2 separate regions of the Mus musculus genome follow, and region 1 is linked to region 2. A link is a loop called in an ENCODE intact Hi-C map of the cell type or tissue named here. Cell type or tissue: gastrocnemius. All regions are shown on one strand. Links, peaks and the distances in the headings refer to the core of each region. The heading gives the core; the rest is flanking DNA.

Evidence for each region. Hi-C counts contacts between places; a loop is a spot of excess contacts. Peaks named below come from ENCODE experiments on the same cell type or tissue, not always from the same donor. Only the 100,000 strongest peaks of a DNase experiment are listed, where the experiment ranks them.
Region 1: it touches region 2 in a loop (6-fold over the local background); 3 of 42 quality-filtered maps call a loop at or near these places.

The regions. Positions count from the first base shown.
Region 1 is chr10:4,428,451-4,439,518 of GRCm38, forward strand. It overlaps Rmnd1 (required for meiotic nuclear division 1 homolog), which reads right to left and starts at 3,938. Exons shown (of 13, transcript NM_025343.6): 1 at 3,816-3,938; 2 at 627-721. It overlaps Armt1 (acidic residue methyltransferase 1), which reads left to right and starts at 4,155. Exons shown (of 5, transcript NM_024261.2): 1 at 4,155-4,261; 2 at 6,378-6,483; 3 at 11,042-11,068. The coding sequence starts at 4,221. In gastrocnemius, for the core only: CTCF peaks have their summits at 2,665 and 5,089; DNase peaks (open chromatin) are centred at 2,613 and 3,923; H3K4me3 peaks cover 3,156 bases; H3K27ac peaks cover 3,657 bases.
Region 2 is chr10:5,794,163-5,805,038 of GRCm38, forward strand. Fbxo5 (F-box protein 5) reads right to left here. Exons shown (of 5, transcript NM_025995.2): 2 at 7,707-8,370; 3 at 6,990-7,080; 4 at 6,094-6,273; 5 at 4,996-5,660. The coding sequence ends at 5,409. Among named protein-coding and RNA genes, the nearest start is that of Fbxo5, 5.9 kb to the right of the region's middle. In gastrocnemius, for the core only: a CTCF peak has its summit at 6,525 (motif pointing right); DNase peaks (open chromatin) are centred at 8,811 and 10,586; H3K4me3 peaks cover 600 bases.

The sequences.
Region 1 (11,068 bases), core at 1,442-9,441, 1.4 Mb before region 2:
TCTTCTTTGAAAAGCCTTGGAAGAGACCAAACCACAGAGCTGAGTACAAGACACGGAGCAAACAGAAAGAGCCCCCTCAGTTCTACTGGAAAGGCTCCCAGAAAGACTGAAACAGCTTTTGTTTTTCAAGGGGGAAGGTGTTTTCAGGTGGGGACTGGACATAGGAGTAGGATATATTAGACATATTATATAAATTAGACAGGCATATTAGATAGGCAAGCACACACAGAGCCTGAGGAAATGGGCTGTTATATGTAATTTCCCTCCTCTACTTACAATATAAAATAGCACTCTTTTAAAAGCAAGCCTACAGTAAGCGGTAATAACAATTCTTTAAAAATTAGGTGCCAAAGACTCAAGCATTACTCAGACTTCATAATTCACAGAAAAGCCGAAGAGAATACACCACACAAAATACTAGCAGTCTCGATAAGGGAGCACCTGGGGTGAGGAGCGTGGCACCTTCAGGGGTAACATTTGCAATGGCTCATGAAAGGGCAGAGGGATCAGCAAAGCAAACAGGCCAGGTACACCATATTACTTATCTAACAACTGGGCTGCAACTTCAGCAGAGGGAGAAGTGAGCGGCAGGAGATAAGGGTAAAAAAGTATACAAAAAGACGCACCAAACGATCCTACATGTTCCACAGGTGGGGAAGTCAGGGCTGTGAAATCAGAGTGTCACATAGTCGGGTGTCTCAGAAACGTGTCTCTGCTAATGCTGTGAAGAAAAAGCGGAGAAAGACTCAGATGTGATGTTCTAGTACCTTCTACATTCTAAATGCTGTTTGACCTCACAATAGTCCAGAGGAGAAGACTAGAGGCTAGTTGCTCACGGTTAGGCTCAGTGGGTAAGCGTGCCTGCTGCTACACTTGATGGCCTAAGTTCAGTGCTCCAAACCCACATGGTAAGAGAGAATTGGTTCCTGTGGTCGCCCTCTGACCGACCTCCATATGCTGTGGTATGTCTGAACTCCACCTTCCCCGACCCCAAACAAAAACAAAGCAAGAAAGCAACCCTGGCTTTCCCTGTTGCTAGGACTATGTTCTTACCATTCTCTCTTAGTCACCCGTAAAGCCCTGTCAGAAGTGCCTAAAGGATATTAATGTAAAATTTACCCAGTTTTTTCTGTCAGTGCAGCATCTACAAAGCTACAATCTCCCGGTCTCCTCCCACATTCCTGATTTTAGCCATTACTCTCCAGACTCTGCCTATCTTCCCCGTCCATTCCTTCTACTACCCAAAGTCAACAACAGTTGTCCCCCTCAGCAGGACCTACAATTTCCAGTCTTTCCTCCCCAGTGTCCACGTCCTTCACACCCAGCTAATGTTCCGCGTCTACTATAACCCTCCCACTCACTGTGAACCCCTGCATCCTTCCGTACTCCACGGGGCATAACCTCAGTCGTAACTGAACAGGGTTCACCTGATTTAATTTGTGCCTACACTCTTGCAGCTCACTGGAGACAGCCAACTAACCTCCTCCTAGCTCCCTCTCCAGCCAGGGCCACACTGGGTCGTCTACACTGCTCAGGACCATATCTTCAGCAAAGTCTACTGCCCAACCCCTCACACTTTCAGGCCGCCTCCTAGTTTCTCACTCTCAATAATGACCTCAATTCCTCCTCCACTAACAAAACAGAAAGTTCTACAAAATGACTCCTCCGCCACCATCAGCCTGCACTCACTGCTCCTGTACCCGGCGATCAATCCACCCTCTTTAAAACTGTTATTATTTAACCGGCATATGTGTTTGTCTGTATGTATCTGTGCGTTACAAGAATGCCTGGTGCTACCGAGGTCAGAAGAGGGCACTGGATGCCCATCAACTCACTGCCCACTCCCTGAAGCAGCTTTTTATTTGGCTTCTAGAATACCACATTGGCCATTTTCCTTCGGTCTTTTTTTGCTGGTTCCTCATCTATTCAAGAATGTGATACATCAGGACTCAGACTCTGGGCCACTTCTCTTCCCAATCAGTCTCCCGGTGACTTTACCCGACCCCGTGTTTCATACGTCATCAGGATGAGTAGCACATATTTATCTCTAAATCCCTCTGAGCACCAACAATGTAACAAGCTCAAAACTGGGCATCTGAAGGCTTCCACAAACCACAGCCTTCCCTATTCAAGTGCCAGTCACATGCTCACATTTGCCTAAGCCCTAAACCCGGAAGTTGCTTCTGCTTTTCTCTTCAGTCCCTATTACTCGTCTGTCAGTAAATCCACTGGCCTTTTCTGACCAGTACCCACCGCAAACACTTTTGCCACCTGTCCCGAGTTTCTGGTTTTTCCCATGATGATTATAATAGCCATTTACCTGTTTATGATGGTTCACCTTTATCTGACTAGCCTCAGAACCACCATGGAGACTCACCGCTATGTCTGTGACAGACTTTCTGGGATAGGTTAACAGGAGGGAAGACCCCCTGAAATATGGATAGGACTATACCATGGGGATGGGTTGCCGGCTTTCACCACTGGACTTTCTAGTGGAGCAATGCATGGCCCCTGCCTGCTCCCGCCTCCATGCCTAATCTGCCATGCAGGACTCTAGATGAGCAGCAAACCCTTCCTCCCTTCAGCTGCTTCTCCTCAGGCAGCTTGTCACATGAAAGGCAACTGGCACACTGGCTCCCTGCCACTGTTTACAGCCTCCTACAGGTCATTCACAATGGACTACAGCAAAAATTCTGAGACCTTAACTAGAATCCTATCCTTTCCCAGAGTCAAATTTGATGATGGCTTTACATTTACAATAAAAGCCAATGCCCCTAAAACGCCCTTCTGAGCCTTCTGCAACACTGCAGCATTCCCTATAGAATGCCTTTGTTCCAGGCCCTCTGGGCCTTTCCACTCACCTGTCCACAAGCTCTCCTCCTAAGGACTTGACTCCCTCAGTGACTTGGTATAATACATATAACCAACACACATCCATCACATCCACTTTGGATTTTCAAGACTGGATTTCTCTGGATAACCTATAATTTCTCTCTTTGACTGGCCTGGAACTTGCTTTGTACACCAGGCTGGCCTCTGCCTCTGGAGTGACAGGATTAATACTTATAACCAACACTCATCCATTCTCTTGCTATTTTTTACTTTGTCCTCATATTTAGCACCACTTACATACCTTGTATTTTTAGCTTTTTAATTCATGCAATGACTACTCCTTACCGTGTGCAGTATGCTAGCTCTGGAAATGAGCAAATAAGGGATAATATATATTAGTTAGCGACAGTGATATCAGAAAGCAATAAAGGAGATTTTTGCCTCTCTTCAAAAGCAGGTTTCTGTGTTTGTCCCCCTATGCTCAGTGACAGTAGTGTCCTTGGGCACAGAGGCGTCAAGTAAATTTTTAAAATGAAACACAAGGGAGCTGCAGTTTTTGAGCATTATCCTTAAGCATAATATGTCCATGTGCCTAAGGATAGCACTAATTGCACTTAGTGTTTTAAGTTGGGAGTGGGACATGGGTAGGCCTAGGCGTTTGACGGCAGGGCTGGGGGTGGTGGTGGACATAACCAAAATATATTGTACATGAGATGCAGAATACCATCAATGAAAAAAGCGGCTGCATCCAGGTTAGATTCAGCGGGTAAGTGGGGCTGACCTTTGGGAGCACTTCTTCCAGTTCCTAAGTTCAAGGTGATTTCATGCACCTTGGCAGCTACTACTATGCCCTGCTTCCAACTCGGCGGGGTCGGGAGTGTTTGGCTTGAGGTGCTTCGGATTCCCGGCTAAATTCCCAGGCCCTGGCCGAAGCCCACACCTCCTCACCAGCTTCTCCGGCTGGGGAAGCGCGAAGCACTGACCTGTGCGCGGAGAGGACGACCGCGACGCCCACGCGCACGCTCCCGCCGCAGGAACCTCTGCGGAAACACACCCCGCCCCGCCCCGCTGCGGCGCAGGCGCACTGCAAGCCCCAGGCCGGCAAGCTGGGACACGTGACCGTCCGAACACGTGACCGCTCCGCGCCCCCCCCCCCCCCTTCCGCTCGGCGGGCTACCGCCTCCGGTCCTCCAGGGCTTCCGCTCGCGTAGCCGGAAGGCCCTTGCGCCCCATGTTCTGACCCTGGCCAGACCACCAAATAAAGTTTCTGAGTTCAAAAGCGCTTAAAAAAAAAAAAAAAAAAAAAAAAAGCTCCAACGCTTCCTTTCTGGAACCGCGGCCGTTGAACCCCGGGCGACGCCAGTTGAGTGGCTTGTGGTGCCGGTGTGATGGCCGAGTCCCCGGCGTTTCTTTCCGCTAAGGACGAGGGGTGCGTCTCGCTTTTTTTTTCTTGCGCTCTTGGGAGAAAAAACCCATGTTGGGTGAGGAAGCTGTGGGCGGTCGGGAGCGCCGGATCCTCAAGCTGAGAGTTCGAGTCCCACCTCGGTGGGAGAGAGCCGGCTCGCTGTGCTGGCCGGCGTCAGGACCTAGCTAGTTCCGCTGTGTACCTTCTTCCTTTCTGTCCCGAATTGAGACGCTGGGGCAGGAGTATTGCTGCGAGTTAAAGCCAGCTTGAGCTCGTAGTGAGTTCGAGCTCACTGTGGGATACATTAGGAAAAAGCTTGTCTCTAACAAGTGAGAAGGAAAGGCGCTGCGGGGGCCAACAATTAGGACTCATACCTACTGCGGTGTGTATTAATGGTATGGGTCAAACTAATAACTCTATATTTAAAAACGTCCTAATTTTGCGTGTGCGCGCACATGCCATTATTCGCGTTAGAGGTCAGAGGACAGCTCTGGAGCCGATTTTGTTCCTTCACCTCTCAGGAGTTCAACGAGAACTCGGTCGCGGGCAGCAGATTTATCATGTGCCTTTACCCACTGAGCCATCTCACTGGCCCCCAAAATAAACATCATTAGAAGTAGTTCTTGCAATTTTCATCTTTAGAGTTTTCCCCCCTATACACACTTCTCATGAAATTTGTTAGGCACAATCGATTCACCAAAACAGCTAATAGCAAAATGGAACAATTAGTGGGACGTTAGTTTACTTTAAATTTAATTAAAATTATTTAAAACTTACAGATCGTTGACTGCTGGAATTTTCCACTTGCAATGTTTTTAAACTGGTTGAGTGCCCCTGGGAAGGCAAACCTGTGGACAAAGGGGGAATTACAATATGCTACAACGCTGAGAGCAAAGTTATAAGTAAGAGCAGAAATAAGCATTGGCTAAGTAGCCAATCTTCTTGTCTGGCTGGATGGTTGGTTTTCTTTTGACACGGAGCTATTGAATTATGTAGTGAAGGATGACCTGGGACTCCCAATACTCCTGCCATTATACTCTGTGTCATTATAGAGGGAGACACCACTAGGCTCCAAATTCATATTTCAAATACTTTATTTTCAAATGATTTAATTAGTTTTTATGTGTTGGGGGAGTGTGGCACTCACCTGTGACATTACCCAGGAATGGACGTCAGAGGACGACTTGTGTAGGGAGTCCCCTTTGTCCTTCTACCATGTGGGTTCCAGGGATCGAACTCAGGAGGTTGTACTTGGTAGCAGGTGCCCTTCCCTGCTGAGGCCTGTCTCCAGCCCCTGGAATAGTTCCTAGGTGCTTAGGTGTGGCCTACCCTGCCCTGTAACTCTAGCTCTAGGGGATCCAGAGCCTCTGGCCCCAGCAGTCACCTGCACATACCCTACCCAGGGAAATGCAAATCAAAACCACTTTGAGATTTTCATTTCATCTTTCTAAGCCAGTGACCTAGGACCAGAGCCTGTTGAATTGCAAGACCTGTCCTTTTTTGAACTTAACCACATTGCTGAAGTCGTTTCTGATTTAGAAAAAGAAATTGAGTAGATGGAAAAGAAAATGATTCAGTCAAGTTCTGGGGCAGAACCCAGTACTACAGTTTGTGCAGTGGTCATGACAGTAGAGTTCCACATTGTCTCGGGTCTTCTGCCTTCTTCCCTCCCATCCTTCATCCAGCCCTCCCTCCCTCCCTCCCTCCCTCCCTCCCTCTCTTCCTCCCTCCCTCTCTCCTCCCTTCCCCCTTCCTCCCTTCCTCCCTTCCTCCCTTCCTCCCTTCCTCCCTTCCTCCCTTCCTCCCTTCCTCCCTTCCTCCCTTCCTCCCTTCCTTCCAGATGAATCTTATCTATCCCAGGATGGCCTTAAACTCCTGCTCCTCTTCCTGCTGTCCTCCTGAGCAGGGGTTCCAGCTGTGTGCCGCTGTGTTTTCTCCTCTTCTGGAGCTTCATTCGTACAAGACAAGTGAGCAGTTTAGGAGTTCAGTCTCATATCTATAAAGCAAATAAAACTGGTGTATTAAAATAGTCATATGAAAAGGAATTTGGACCCAAATGAGGTGTTCCAGAAACTAAAATTGGGCATGCCTTCTAGTGTCAAAGCTACTGAGTAATGCATGATATTGGACTCTCTCCTAGGTCCTTTGCATATCTTACGATTAAGGACAGAACACCGCAGATCTTAACCAAGGTTATTGATACATTGCATCGACATAAAAGTGAATTTTTTGAAAAACATGGAGAGGTAAGAACTATATTTCAGCTTTAATTTTGTGCTAGTTCTTCACAAGAATAACAGTATTTATAGAAGGTTTCCGCTCTCATGTAAAGACTGTTTCTGGCATAAATACTTACCTGCTTTTCTGTGTGTTGAGGTAGCCTCTGGTTGACCTGTGCACTAATAGCTTAGTCTCCCTAGACCTTAGTGGTCATAAATGATGGCCTTGACTTCTCTGAAGAGCTTTTGAGGTGTCACAGCGACCTGTCTGTCTTACAGCATCTGTGTTACTAATTGGAGCCCTTGAGTCCCCTAAGTGCAAACCTCGGGGTGAAGGGCAGTGGGGATTACAGTTGCTTGACAACACAATGTGATTAAACACAGGAAAGACTTTCTGGTTGGGGTAGAGGACGACTTTAAAATTCACCGTGCCTGTTTAATCAACAGGTGAGAAAACAACAACAAGTAAGTAATTACGTTAATGTGGATAAAGCCTTTAAAGCTATGGGACCAGTTATCTCTGGATTGTGCGGCATGCAGTTGTACCTTCTTCCCTTCCTTCTTCCCTCCCTGCCTGCCTTGCTTCCTTCCTGTCCTTTTAATTTAAGACAAGGTTTTGAGTACCTAAAGATCTTGAACACGTGGATTACAGTTGTGAGCCACCATATGCAGATTGTACACTGCTGGAGGATGATCACAAGAGTCTGCCCCTCCCCTCCTCTTCCCCCTTCCTCCTCCCCTCTCCACTCCCCTTTCCCTTCTCCTCCCCTCCCCTTTCCTTTTCACCCAGGGGTTCTGGATGGTAGACATGCACTTTACCCACTGAGCTGCATGCCAGGTCCTATATATTTCTTGAACACGTTGCAGCAAACATTTAGACTGCTGATTAGTGGTTTGTTTGTATTTTTTGGTTTTTTGGAGACATTTTGGTTTCTAGCATTTTGGTTTCCCTGTGTAGCTATGGCTGTCCTGGAACTCACTCTCTAGACCATACTGGCCTCTAACTCACAGAGATCCACCTGCCTCTGCCTCCTGAGTACTGGAACTAAAGGTGTGTGCCCCTACCACTAAGCTGTAGTGATATTTTATTGGCCTGATTGAAAAGGAACAAGGGTGCACACAGGTATTTTGAGTATAGAGTTCTTTCATTTATTTATTTATTTAGTGTGTGTGTGTGTGTGTTTGTGTGTTTATGTGTTTATGTATGTGGTGTTTGATCTCTGTGTATGTCTGTGTCCCACACACAGCATGCAGTGGCCGTGGAGGTCAGAAGAGGACATCAGACTGTAGTTACAGATGGGGTTCATGTGAATGAGGGGAAACAAGCCCAGGTCTTTAGCAATTTCTTTTTAAATAAATTCTGGTATAATACAGGACCATCTTTTGCTTTTGTCTCACTCCTTGAGACTATTCAATTTGGGCTGGCCTTGAACTCAGAGCCATTGCCTGTGCTTCCTGGCTAGGGTCAGTGGCTCATGCCTCCCACCCCCCACTCCCTGTTATTTTTCATTGCTGATGTCTGGCTCATCTTGGACACTGACATGTGGGCTGATGGATGTCCCAGTGTTTTATACATACCTGCAGCTTCATCTGGATGGATGTGTATATTTTCTTAAGTATAAATGAGCCAAATCTAGGTGCTTTGCTTAATAATTGCCTCCTTTACTGAAACAGAAATATGTAAAATTAACTTTTATTCTTCTGTTGTAATTTTTCTCTGGGAGGCTTACTGTCTTCAGCTGCTAACCTATGCCTAGTCCTGGAAGCTTCTAGCCTCCAGTCTAATCTAGGCCTAGAATGTTTTCAGCTTCTGGGACTTGCTGTTAAATAAGCTCACCCTTTCTAGTTCTTTCTGAACTCTGGCTGGCTGATTCATCTCAGCTGTTCTTGCTCAAACTCCCTCTCTGCCTCTGAATTGGCGTCAGACTGACTCGGGCAGTCTTTTCTAATCTTTCTGTGTCTAGCTTGTTCTCTCTTCGATCTGTCTGTAAAATTCTTCCAATAACACTGCCTCCTTCTGTGCTGCTCCACCCTCCTTCTCAACTCTACTGCACTGCTCTCCGTGAACTCGACTGCATTCCTGCACTGTACTCTCTCCTGTCCTGTCTGTCTCTCCCGTAAGTAGCTTCCCTTTGTTCTTTTTTTCTCATGAGAACTAGGCAGATTCTATTCTGTCAAGTCTTTCTCTAATTTGTCACCTGGCCACTCAATTACACTTCACTTTCAGACGTGGACTCTTCCTTCCACAAACTAACTTTACTGTGCCCTTCCCCCAGCCTTGAGCAGGCTAAATAGACCTTAATTGTCTTCTGCCATCTGAGTGGAGTCTTCCTCCTTGCCTCACCTGCAATTTCCCACAGGAGCAGACTGCCCACTGAGCTTGCTTTGCAACATAATCCACCTGAAACAAAGGATGGGTCTGTGGGCTCTCCCTAACGTAGTGCTAAATATTAAACTTTGAGCCTTAATCAGAAAACTTTGTCTTGGCTTCATGCTCCCCCTGCCCCCTCCCCACTATCCTTTTTCATTTCCAGCCTCCCTTTCAGGTACCCAGTTCATCCATAGCTGCTGGAAACTCTCCCGGTGAAACTGTCTCCTCTCCCTCTCTGCTGCTCTAGCCTCCCACTCAGCTCTACTGCTGTAACCTCTTAGGGCTCCCATGCTTTCTATCCTCTCTCCTTTGTTTGGCTCTATGAGCAATACCACATCCTCAAGGGAACCATGTCTGTCTTGTGGTTCTCAAATGTCCATCCTGCCCCTTAGACTACCTGATTGGGTAAATGGCACAGGCCTCATTTGTTTTTGTCTCTGACTCTGAACACAGTACCTGGCACAGATAGGACTCAGAAAATGTTTGAACTAAAGTGAAACAAGATAAAAAACAGGTATTAATGCCACATTAATTCTTGGCTTTTATAAGAAGATGATGCTATACACATCTCCACTGGGGCCAGGGGTGCTAGTGTGTGTCTTTAATCCCCACACCTGAGAGTCGGAGGAAAGTGGAGCTCTGTGAGTTCAAGGCTAGTCTGGGTCATGTTGTGAATTCCAGGTTAGCAAGCACTACACAGTGAGACCCTGTCTCGAAGGAAACAAACAAAATCTCAATTATAACTTATCCTTAAACAATCTATTCAAATGAAAGATCTTAGGGCAGAGGGTTGCAGAGGGTAAGTTCCTCCTTAGTATGGAGGCCATGCTGAAGAGATAGATGCTGACCAATTAAGAGCACTTGCTCCATAAGCAGGAGAACTGGAATTTGGATGCCAGCAGCCACAGAGCAAGCCTGCTTTCCTGCAAACCCTGGAACTCCAACTCTGAAGGACCTGTGCTCTCCTTTGGCCTCTGCGTGTGCATATATGTATTTGTATATGTATTTCTGTGAATGCACACATACATACAGAGGCACATACATAAACAAGTAAAATTTCAAAAAGGGAAAGACATGTATTGTGTGAGGATGTGGCTCAGTGGCGGGGCGAGTGCTTAGTGTGCCAGCCTTGGGTTCAGTCTCCAGCCACAGGCACATACACACACACACACACACACACACACACACACGGACTTTCAGGCTTAGTTTCTAAAACTTGGTAGTTTTTGCATCTTCTAACATTGTGACCCTGCAAATCTCTTAAAACCTCAGCCTCTAGCAGCAAAGTGGATCCCTACTTGATACAAAAAAGATTTAGGTGTGGGTGTAGCTCAGTGGTTTTGTGCCTGCCGAGCGTGTGTGGAGTGCTGGCTTCCACTCTGAGCAGAGAGGAAGAGTGAGGATAGACTGGCCAAGTGATGGGATCGAAACACAATGGGGACTTTCCTAATAGCGGTCTTATAAAAACCCTCCTTCATGTAGCCCAGGCTGGCCTCAGACTCTGTTCAGCCTGTGCTGGTGTTGGCCCTTTGATCCTTGTGTCTCAGCTTCACAAGTACTGGGATTATAGTAGTGCCCAGCCCTTTTCCACGAGACAGGAATCTTGCTGGTGTGGAATTGAGGCACTGTCTTGTTATCCCATCTGTGTCTCCTCTCTGATGTGTCACAGGGATGGGATATCTGTCTGTCACTGACCCGGGAGCAAGGATGTAGACTGGAGAGCTGCCAGGAGGAACCCAGGGACTCCAGCTTTTTCCTAGTCATGGCCCTGGAAGGATGTGCAAGTGGGCAAGGTGCAGAGGGGATGCTAGTGTGCTTCTTCCCTCTGCCTTGGTCTGCCTTGAAAGTAGAAAGGCCAGCCGGGCGTGGGGGCGCACGCCTTTAATCCTGGCACTTGGGAGGCAGAGGCAGAAACAGGCGGACTTCTGAGTTCCAGGCCAGCCTGGTCTACAAAGTGAGTTCCAGGACAGCCAAGGCTATACAGAGAAACCCTGTCTCGAAAAACCAAAAAGAAAAAAGAAAACAGGAAAGAACGGTTGTTAAGATCTACGTTTTGTCTGTAAGGGCATATAAAAGCCAGAGTGTGGGTTTAAAACACTACGTTTTTCCTTCTTCAGTTTAGGTCTATAAAGCTACGAAGCCCTGAAGGAATGTGCATACGTGTGTGCACCCACAAACAGCAAGGCTTTTTCTTTTCCTTTTGTACTTTCACAGGAAGGCATTGAAGCTGAAAAGAAAGCC
Region 2 (10,876 bases), core at 2,877-10,876:
AGGGTTATTTGGTTCTAACTTCTTCTTTGTATATGTTAAATACTAGCCCTCTATTGGATGTAGTATTGGTAACGATCTTTTCCCAGTCTGTTGGTTGCCATTTTGTCCTGATGACAGCGTCCTTTGTCTTACAGAAGCTTTTCAGTTTTATGAGGTCCCATTTGTCCATTGTTGATTTTAGAGCATAAACCATGTGTTCTATTCAGGAAAATTTCCCCTATGCCGATGTGTCCAAGGTTCTTTCCCACTTTCTTTTCTATTAGATTCAGTGTATCTGGTTTTATGTGGATGTCCTTGATCCACTTGAACTTGAGACATTGACCTATTCTAAGTTTACAGTGCATTTGCAATTTTACAAGGGAGTTATATCATGCTAGGTGTATTTTAATGTCCTGGCTATTGTTTCATTTGGACATGAGACATGATTTATGTCAAGGTAGCAAATCACTGGATTGTGATGGCTATTCCTGCTTGTGAACTTGACTACATCTGGAATGAAGTACAATCCAGAAATGGAGGGCACACTTGTAATTCAGATCTTGAGGTGGGAAGACAGGCATCTGACCCAGATCTTGACATGGAGATCTTGAGGCACAGTGGCTGTGAAAAGTTTAGGCCCAGGCAAGGTAGTATACGCCTTTAATCCCCAGAGACTGAGGCAAGCAGCTGTCTGAGTCCAAGGCCAGCCTGGGACAAAGCAAATTCCAGATCCAAGCTCAGTGGTTCACACCTTTGATCTGGGCCTCACCTTCTGCTGAAGGCCACATAAGGACTTTGGGAGAGAAGGACTACTCACTTCCTTGATTGTTTGCATTTACTTGCCAGCACATCTGTTGGAACCTACTTCTACAGAAGACCAATCCTGGGATTGAGTGACAACTAGATGTTTGGACTTCCCATTCACAGCTGCCCATTGTTGTGTTAGCTGGACTTCAGACTGTAAGCCATTACAATAAATTCCATTAATATAGAGAGACATTCCATTGATTCTGTGACTCTAGAGAACCCTGAGAAATGCACCAAGTACCATGGAAAGATGCTCATCAGCCGTCCATCATCAGGATATAAATGAAAGCTGTAAGAAAGTACCAGTACTGCCCTGGCAGCACAGTGGCAAAAACCGCAGGCTGTACTGAGTGTTGACATACATTTCTTGAGAAAAGGGCACCAATTTGGGAAATATTTTCATGCATCCTTAAAAGGTAGGTTACTTTGCAATTTGTGATAAAACACTACAACCAGAAACAATTTGGGGGAAAAAAGGGTTTGTCTCAGGTTGTGGTTTACAGTTGTGGCCCATCAAGAAGGGGAGGCAGGGCAGGAGCTCAGGGCAGGAGGTGGATGCAGCATCCGAAGTAGACCATGAAACAGCAAGTACTCCTTTGCTCTGTGGCTTGTTCAGCTTCCTTTTGACTACACCCAGGGCCCTGCACACTGGTACCACTACCAGTGGGCTGGGTTCCCCCCCCCCCACACACACACACACACAAATCAAGAAAATGCTCCCCAGGTTCATCTATTGACTAATCTTATGGAGGCATTTTCTCAATGGAGGGTTTCCCTCTTCCTAGGTGGTCCTAACTTGTTTCAAGTTAACAACAAAAACAAAAACCAAACCAAAAGGAAACAAAACAAAAACAAACAAAACTGAACTGATCTGAACTTACCAGCACAACAACGTAGAGATATTGATATTCTCTTCAGAAACTAATGTACTGAATTAGAAGCTCCCGACAAGCCACTGAGCCAAAATTCTGGTAACAAAGGGGAGAGACTATCTCATAAAAAGAAGTCGGGGCTGGAGAGATGGCTCAGCAGTTAAGAGAACTGACTGCTTTTTGAGAGGTCCTGAGTTCAAATCCCAGAAACCACATAAGGCTCACAACCATCTGTAATGGGATCTGATGCCCTCTTCTGGTGTGTCAGAAGATAGCAACAGTGTACTCACATAACATAAAATAAAAACAAACAAACAAACAAACAAAAAGTGCATCTTAAAAACAAGAAAGAGGTGACAAGGCAGCTAAGCTTAGAGAAACAGAAAAGGCAGTTAAGGGTTGGAAGCCCACATACCATTCCAAGGTATGGAGACCCAAATGCCCAGGACTGTGTGTGCACCTGGGTAAAGGCGGGTGCTGGCACTGCCCCGGAAGTCTCACTTGCAATTCACAGCTACTTGACTTCTTTTCTGGTAGTACTGCAGCTACTTAGTAAGGCACCCCACCCCCTTCACCAAACTAGAGGAGATCTCCATTACAATAAATATGCCAACCAAAAGATGCAGCCCAACAGGAGGCAGCCTTGCAGCCTAACTCCTTTGAAAGCTCAGGAAAGTTATGGAAAATGTCGAAGTATGGAACAAATAACTTCAGTCAGGCTTTAAAATTCATCAATGATCTTAAAAGGGATCAAAACAAAACCAGTGGAATGAAGAAGGCAAATCAAGATGGGGGGACGGGAACGGGGAAGATTCTGATTTAAGAAATAAACAAACTACAGCAACAAAACCCAGAAATCTTAGGCTCAACAGATCAGATAAAGGGCTTGTTTTGTCAAATTGACCCAAGTTAAAATTGTCCGAGAAGACAGGAGTAACCCGAGTCAAGAAAATTCCGGGGCTGTAGAGATAGCTTAGAGGTTAAGAGCAACGACTGCTCTTCCAAAGGTCCTGAGTTCAATTCCCAGCAACTGCATGGTAGCTCCCAACCATCTGTAATGGGATCTGGTGTGTCTAAAGACAGCTACAGTGCACTCATATACATAAAATAAATAAATCTTGTCGGGCGTGGTGGCACTTGGGGGAGGGGAGGAGGGGGAGAGGGGGGGAGGGGGGAAGAGGCAGGTGGATTTCTGAGTTCGAGGCCAACCTGGTCTACAAAGTGAGTTTCAATAGGACAGCCAGGGCTATACAGAGAAACCCTGTCTCGAAAAACCAAAAAAAAAAAAAAAAGAAAGAAAAAAAAGAAAGAAAAGAAAAAAAAAATAAATAAAATTCCTGTATAAGATGAGCTGTAGGCGAGCTTGTAGGGCACTTTCTTAGTGATTGATGGAGACAGGCCCAGCTTGATGGGGGGGGGGGGGGGGGGTAACCATCCTTGTGCTGGTAGCCATGTTCTGTAAGAAAGCAGGCTGAGAACCCTGTGGTGAAGTGCCCCATTCCTTTAATCTCTGCATCCTGGGAGACAAAGGTGAATCTCTTGAGTTTAAGGCAAGCCTGTTGGTCTAATGTGTTCCAGAATGGTCAAGGCCACAGAGAAACTGTGGCCAACCCGGAATTCGTGAGGCTAGGCAGGCGAAAGAATAGCAGGATCACCTACTTAGGAATGATTACATTTAGATAATAAGGGCTAGGGGGAAGCAATCTCGACTTCCAAAGCTTGGGATACAACTAAGAAACCAAATCTGATACCAGTGATGTTGAAGAAACTTAGGTACAGATGAAACCTATTTGATGCTGGTCACGCCTTTAATCCCAGCACTTGGGAGGCAAAGGCAGGCAGATTTCTGAGTTCCAGGACAGCCAGGGTTATACAGAGCAACCCTGTCTCTCAAAAAACCAACCAACCAACCAACCAACCAACCAACCAACTCTATTTGATGCAACTACGGAAATTCCTCAAAGCCCAGCAGTGGCGCACAACTTTATTTCCAGCAGAGGCAGGCAGATCTTTAGGTTCCAGGGCCATACAAAGAAACCCTCTTGACAAACTAATTCCTTAAATCAAATGGATCACCAACTCCAGGATGCATTCGGAAATCAAAATTGTCAAAACACAAAATCAAAATCCCTGTTCGTGCCCTTATATATATAATGCTAATAGTACAGAATACTGACAGCACCAGATTTATTTCCACATCTCACTAAGGAATCAACTTGTTCATCAGGAATCCCTAAAGCCAGGTAAGCAATGACAGATGGTATGATGGCTTGTATATGCTCAGCCAAGGGAGTGGCACTATTAGGTGTGGCTAGGTATTGGAGTAGGTGTGTCACTGTAGACTTTAAGACCCTCATCCTAGCTGCCCAAAAATCAGTCTTCCACTAGCAGCCTTCGGATAGCGATGTAGAACTCTCAGCTCCTCCAGCCCAATGCCTGCCTGGATACTGCCATGGTCCTGCCTCGATAATAGACTGAACCTATAAGCCAACTCCAATTAAATATCCTTATAAGAGTTGCCTTGGTCATGGTGTCTGTTCATAGTAGTTAAACCCTAAGATTCCAAATTCTGAAATGAGCCAAGTGATGCTGTCTTTCCCCATCGGGATTTCTGTAAACTGGAGGCCAGCCTGGTCTACAGAGCAAGTTCCATGACAGGCAAGGCTACAGAGAGACCAAAAACAATCCTGAAATGAAGCACTCACTGACCTCACTATATACAATGAAGTTATTCTTTTAAAACTGAGACCACTAAACCAGCACTGTAGGTTATCTAGTGTCTTAAAAAAAAAAAAAAAAAGTATGATAAAATCAAACAAAGGCACTTCTTGGTGAACAGAGGCAGCACTCTATGGCTCTTAGGCTCCCTGTGTAGACAGAAAGTGCCCTCATGCTGCTGCTAGTGGATGATTAACACAGGGGCCTTTGTTTTAAGGAATTGCAGCATCAACCAAGATGTTTACCTGTATGACTATAAGTTGGTGGGAGAAGGCAGGGAGGCTAAGACAAGCCCTCTGGGACATGATCCACCCAATTCCCTTCACAGCGTAACACACTTTATTTCCAGGTCTAACACATTCATAAAAACTGCACATATAGCTGGGTGTGGTGGCACATGCCTTTAATCCCAGCACTTGGGAGGCAGAGGCAGGCAGATTTCTGAGTTCAAGGCCAGGCTGGTCTACAAAGTGAGTTCCAGGACAGCCAAAGCTATACAGAGAAACCTGGTCTCAAAAAACCAAAAAAAAAAAAAAAAACAAAAAAAAAAAAAACAAAAAAAAAAAAAAACAAAAAAAAAAAAACAAAAAAAAAAAACAAAAAAAACCTGCACACATCATTACACCTCTAAATTTATTTTAACTAAACAAAATTATGTGTATTATTTTATTTGGCATTTGAAAACAGGTATTCACAGATATAAAAAAAACTCACATTGACAAACATTTAAATGGACAGACTCAAGTTGATAGAAGTATGATACAAACTTGGTAAAGCGAATCTCGAATACTGAAGCAAATGTTCTCAAGACTCCATAAAAAGACCACAACCCTCCCTTGCCAAAAGTCCACTCAATTTTATCTTAGTATCTAAGATAGATATCCAGTTTGTTTTTCATAAGTCAATCTTGGCATTTTTATGGACAATTAATTTCTCTATTCACAAAAGGCATCATAATTATTTTTACTTTCTTAAATTAAAGTTGAAGTTTTTTTTTTCTTTTTAAAGTAGCCAAGATCTACAGTTGATCTATCACAATCTTTGTAAGTTCTTTTTACTCTTTTTAGTTCCAGGCAAAGGACCCACTTTACAGCTGGCTTTTAGGATCTTGCCATTCAAACAGTCTTTGTTGTTATGGTAAGCACACAGACACTTTGTACAATATTCAAATTGACAGCTTTCCCGTTTGCAGACTGCTCGCTCTAAATAGTGGTCATATTTTGCAGGGAAATTACAGCGAACACAGGCTTTGAGGCTTTCGTTGTTCTTCAATGTCTTTGCCACCTGGAAGAAAAAGAAATCCATGTGTATTTTAGTATCTTGAATTTGTTATTAAACCAGGAAGGAGAACCATGCCTCCAATACAGACATTAAATACCCATTACCTAATGGGTTCAGAGTAATAGGTGCCCTTAAACTCCTGAAAGGTATGCCTTGTATTCAGCTGTTCTCCTTTTGACAGTGGCAACTATAAGATGTAGTATGGGACAGTCTTGGGATATTTCGAGGTCACTACTGAGAGTAGATGAAAAGGACGGAAGATGTGACCTCTACTGCCTTAATGCTTTTTACTACAAACCCAAACAACATCATCATGTGATGTAATTTAGTACCAGACACCAGATAGCATGTAGTGGCAAACTGTCCTGTGAAACCCTCTTTCTTACTTTAACTATAAGTAAGTGTTCCTCATTTCTAAGACTTTCCCGATAGTTACCTCCACGAACTCATTGTGCCGGCTGTAGGTAGAAACTCTCTGACCACGCTGACTGGAGGACTTGATTTGAACATCTTTTTTGGGAGGTGCCCAGGTCGATGACTTTTGAACACAAGTTAGTGCAGCTCTGCCCACAACATATCCTCTCGTTGTAGCATGTAGTGACAACTTACTGCTTTCCTGATTCAAAGTTTAAAGAGATTTTCAATTCTTTTTCATATTCCTTGATAAAGGGATCCCACAGGACTGTAATCGCAGCCCCTCCATTGGACAGAGTTATGCACAGAAACACTCCAAAAAGGAACTCACTCAAAGTGTGAATCAGAGACAGCTATTAGGAATTTAAGGTGCCCTTTAAACCAGCCAAGACCAACACTAAATAAAGTCCTGTCCACAGAACAAGTAGACAGGACTTTATTCTTCCCATACCAATAGAGGGCAGCAGTCAGCTAACAAACATTTATTTTAGGATTTTTGAGAACAGGTTCAAGATGTAGCTCCATGCTGTCTTTAAACTTCTCAAGCCTCCAGTATTCCAAGATTACAGACACTTGAGACCATCCTGCCTTAGGAGCATACTTCAATCATGTAATGATCAACTGTCAGAAACACCACAATTAGCAAGTACTTTAGAAAATTAAACTCTTCCTCTATACCAGGAAGTTAACTGGTTGCTTAAGACCACTTTGTGGTTGGTGTGTCTCATACAAAGTAGAATTTTTTAAACTTAGGCTTATTAACAAGTTCTATAGAGGATCCACACACTGCGAGCGCCTCACACCCTTCCTCCCCAGGAAGCTGCCATTTCTTATGAATTGAATGAATTTACAAGCACTTGTTTCTCCCCCTAAAAGAGCAATGGCAGCTTAAGAGAAAGAGCACTTTGGAAGACTTACAATGACTCGCTGCATGGTTTTGCTGTAGAGCTGGAACGCCCCCTTATTGTTTTCCAGTATCTTCTTCCAAATTCTGCTCACTTTAGACAGACTGAAAACAAAGGAGACAAAGGTCTAAGTCCAACAGAGAACTGAAGCAGATGACTACAAGCTACACTAACCCAACACGCACTGAAACTGGGTGGATTAAGATCTGGGAATGACAGAGCCCAGTTATGAGTGCTTAGCCAGACTACCAAAGAGCCAGCCAAAACTTTTTAAGTTTTTAAAAAAACTCCCACCAAGCTTGTTGTATATCCATTTTTGTCTTGAGTATCTATTAGGATAAGCAATTTCACACCAGTACAATGTATACACCTCCACCTTAGTGTGACAGGATATTAGGCTAACTTGTAACCAATTTTGAAAAATCTATTACATCAACTGAAATAGCACACCTCACAATGCTGAATACAGAAACCACCCACTAATAGAAACCACCTTATCTACCCATTTCATTGCAGCTAGCCAGATAATTCAGTATAGAATACATTCTTCTAATGGCAGACTATGAAATTCAAAGTGACAAGACTGGATGCAGATTTCCATAGATTTTCTTCCATTTCAAATGTCAACCAAACATTAAAAGGAAGTCAGCACTAAGACCACTTTACATTGGTCTGCTCAACCAGGTCCTATGTTATCTATACATGCAGTGCGCAACACCCTCAAACTCACTTTACTAAGTCCATGCCGCTGAGCTTAGTCAAAATGTTAGCCAACAGGTGCACGAATCCCCTGCGGGAGAGCTCAGCCAGGATGTCTAGGTGCTCCAGGCCCATTTTCTTGCCAATTATATTTTGCAGTCTAAAGTTCCCGCTGGCAATAACTTCCTTCAGCATTTCTCGATCCACTTTAGGGTTTCGCTTGCCATTCTTTTTTAGTGTTGAGCAAACCACTCTTTCAAAATGCAGGACAGGCAGCAAGGTTTTGTTGGGATGCTGGTCCGGGCTCTGTGATGGCAGCAGACGGGCCTGGGGACTGTTTCTGAAATTCTCCAGGATAAGGATGCCATCGTCACGGTCACTTTGTGTGAAAGATGAGTAGCCACTGTCCTCATACAGTCTACTGGCCTCTAGCTCTTCTGTTTCGTTTGAACTATCTAGTGTGTTTTGTACGCGTTGATTTTCCTTGTTATCATGTCCCACAATTGGTGAGTCGATGAAAGACAACCTCTCATGGTTTCTAACACAGTCATTACAGGAAGGTTCCAAACACACGGGACTGTAGGAAGCTTCTATCCCACTGTCCTCAGGCTTCACCACTTCAAGCTCGGAAAGATCAGGGTTGCAATTAAAACACTTCATTGTAACAGAAAGAACAGGGCTTTCTTCTTTACAACCTACAAAAAGTACACAAGAAATAGAATAAAAATCACTTTTGTGGTAACTTGTTCCCCAACGTCTTGCTGAGAACTGAACTCTGGGTCTTTATAGACATTATCATAACCCTTATATACCCAGCACCAGAAATGGATATCTTCCATTACCATGGTGTGCATGTGCCAATAAACAGAATATTAACTCAATACTATTAACTAAAACCCATACATGACACAGTTCCAGGACGCCACACCCCATCTAGCTATCATTTCCATAGGCTTCCTTAGAACTAATGAGCCAAGCCTCCTCTCCTCCACTAACTCTTCTCTGTGGGCACAGCAGGCGTCATGCTGCACAGGTGAAGCTGATGGGGCAGCACCCCCCCACCCCCGCCGTCCCTCCCTTCCCTGAGTTCCCTTAGTCAGTTCCTCTGAACTGAGACTGAGACCACACGGCCTCATTTCTTTGAGACAGAGGACTTGCAGGAGCAAGAAAGCCATAGGACAGGCAGCTCCGGCATCAGCACAGGGAGATGCTCTCCGTCTGCCTGTGCAATGTTTACCTTTGGCCCGCACTGCTCTAATTCTCATCTCACAGCTGTCCCAGCTGGCCTGGGGCTGCACTGCACATGCTGACATCATTTTGATTTTTAAGTATTTTTTCTTTTAAACTTCTCCAGACTACAGGACTCTGTTTTCTAAATTAGAGAGAAGTATCAGAAGATAAGAGTCTGGACCTTAACACACACACAGCTAAATCCATCTGAGAGCAAGAGATTTCAATTTCTAAGTGCTCCAAAACAGTAAGAAATATTTTATATTATGTTCATGTTAGGTAGACACAAAGGCAGATTAAGGAATTCCATACTCCCCCAATCAAACAAATGTGGGGTACATATCTAGTCTTGCTATTTTCATCTGATATCCACTTAATGGCAAAAACTTGGCCTCAGTTTTCCCACCCACAAAATGGGGAAGAAAACAAAACTGGATTAAATGGATGATCTAATTAAAAGCATCTGTTTATCTAGTTAAATCACAAAAAGGCAAACTTGCTGGCATTTCTTACACTGAAAATCAAGATAAATTCCACAAAAGCACAAATGAGGAGGCAAAACTTCAAATGAAAGAATCTCTGCGGAGCTTTCTGACCAGCTTATTCTATTAGGTTTTGGGGAGGGGGCTGTCCTTAAATGAACTTACAGATAAAACGAAAAATATTTCAATGTTTTAGAACTCACATTAGCACCCCTCAGCCAATCACGGGATGGGGGAAAGGTGGAGAGCTAAAGTGCACCAAGTCTGGCCTTTCATTTAACTTATAAACACAGGCTTTACACTCCAGATTAAAGACTGTAATGAAAGCTGGCCTTAAAGTCTTAGCTCTTCCATATGTTAACTAGGTTTCAGTCTCAGTCCCCAGCCATGTGGCCAAGGTCAAACACCATCCCTTCTTTGTGCAAGGGTGAGGAAAGGTGATTGAAAGTATAAGCCAAGAGAAAACCTTTAAGTCTACTTTGAAAAATATTTAAATGTTCTAATTATTTTTTAAGGTTTCTTCAAGGCTGTAAACCCAGTGGGGGAGGGGAGTTGGGGGCAGCAAGCATTTCCTGAGGAGGAAAGCTGAGCAAAAGAATCCCTTCGTAAACCATTAAATTTCTTATTTTCTAACGGAGACTCGGGTACTCTTTTACAGACACATTCTGCTAAGCTAGTACTTTCTTCTCTTCAAGACTTAATTCCTTTTCTGATGAAGAAAGATTATTGAGGATATATATATATATATAGAGAGAGAGAGAGAGAGAATGAATTACCTCTTCCTTCAGTTGGAAATTTTCTACGATAGAACCGATGCATCTTTCATTGAGATGCCAAGAAAGATAAAAAATTAATAAGAAAATAAACAATTGATTCTCTCTGCTCACCTAAACGTTGGAAAAAGTGACCATTAATTCTTCAAAACACCCGAAAATTAAACAATCCCTCCTCGATTCTTTCATCAGCTAAACACTACAGGCAAACTCACCGTTTTGGAGGAAAAAGGGCGCTTTTTAAAAGGCCCTGCTGACTCCAGGCCTTGAGACTTACTGAGAAGCAGCAAAACAGGGGAGGAAAAAAAAAACTTTTTCCATTTGGTACAGTGGGCAGGCGGGGGCTGGGGGGTCCTTTACATTTGGCGGGAGCTGAGAAGGAGCCCCTAGAAATGCTGAGGGGGTCGGTGGTGGGAGGTGCCCCGAGGGCGCGGTGCACGAGGGAAGGCGGGAGATAAGCGCGGAGCTCAATCTCCCGCGCTCTCCAGCCAGGGCTCTGAGGGCAAAAAGTTACGGAGACTGAGTATGGATGTGAGATAGATGAGTTGTGAAATGGGGGGCGTAGAGGCTAGAGATGGGGCCATCTGGCCAGCTTGGAGTCCCACAGTCCTGTCACAGCTCGAGCATGAGTTGAGGAGGGGAGAGGAGGGGGCATTTGGCGCCCAGGCAGGGGGTGGGGTGGAATGCGGCGCGCAGAAGCCACTACCTTGCACGTC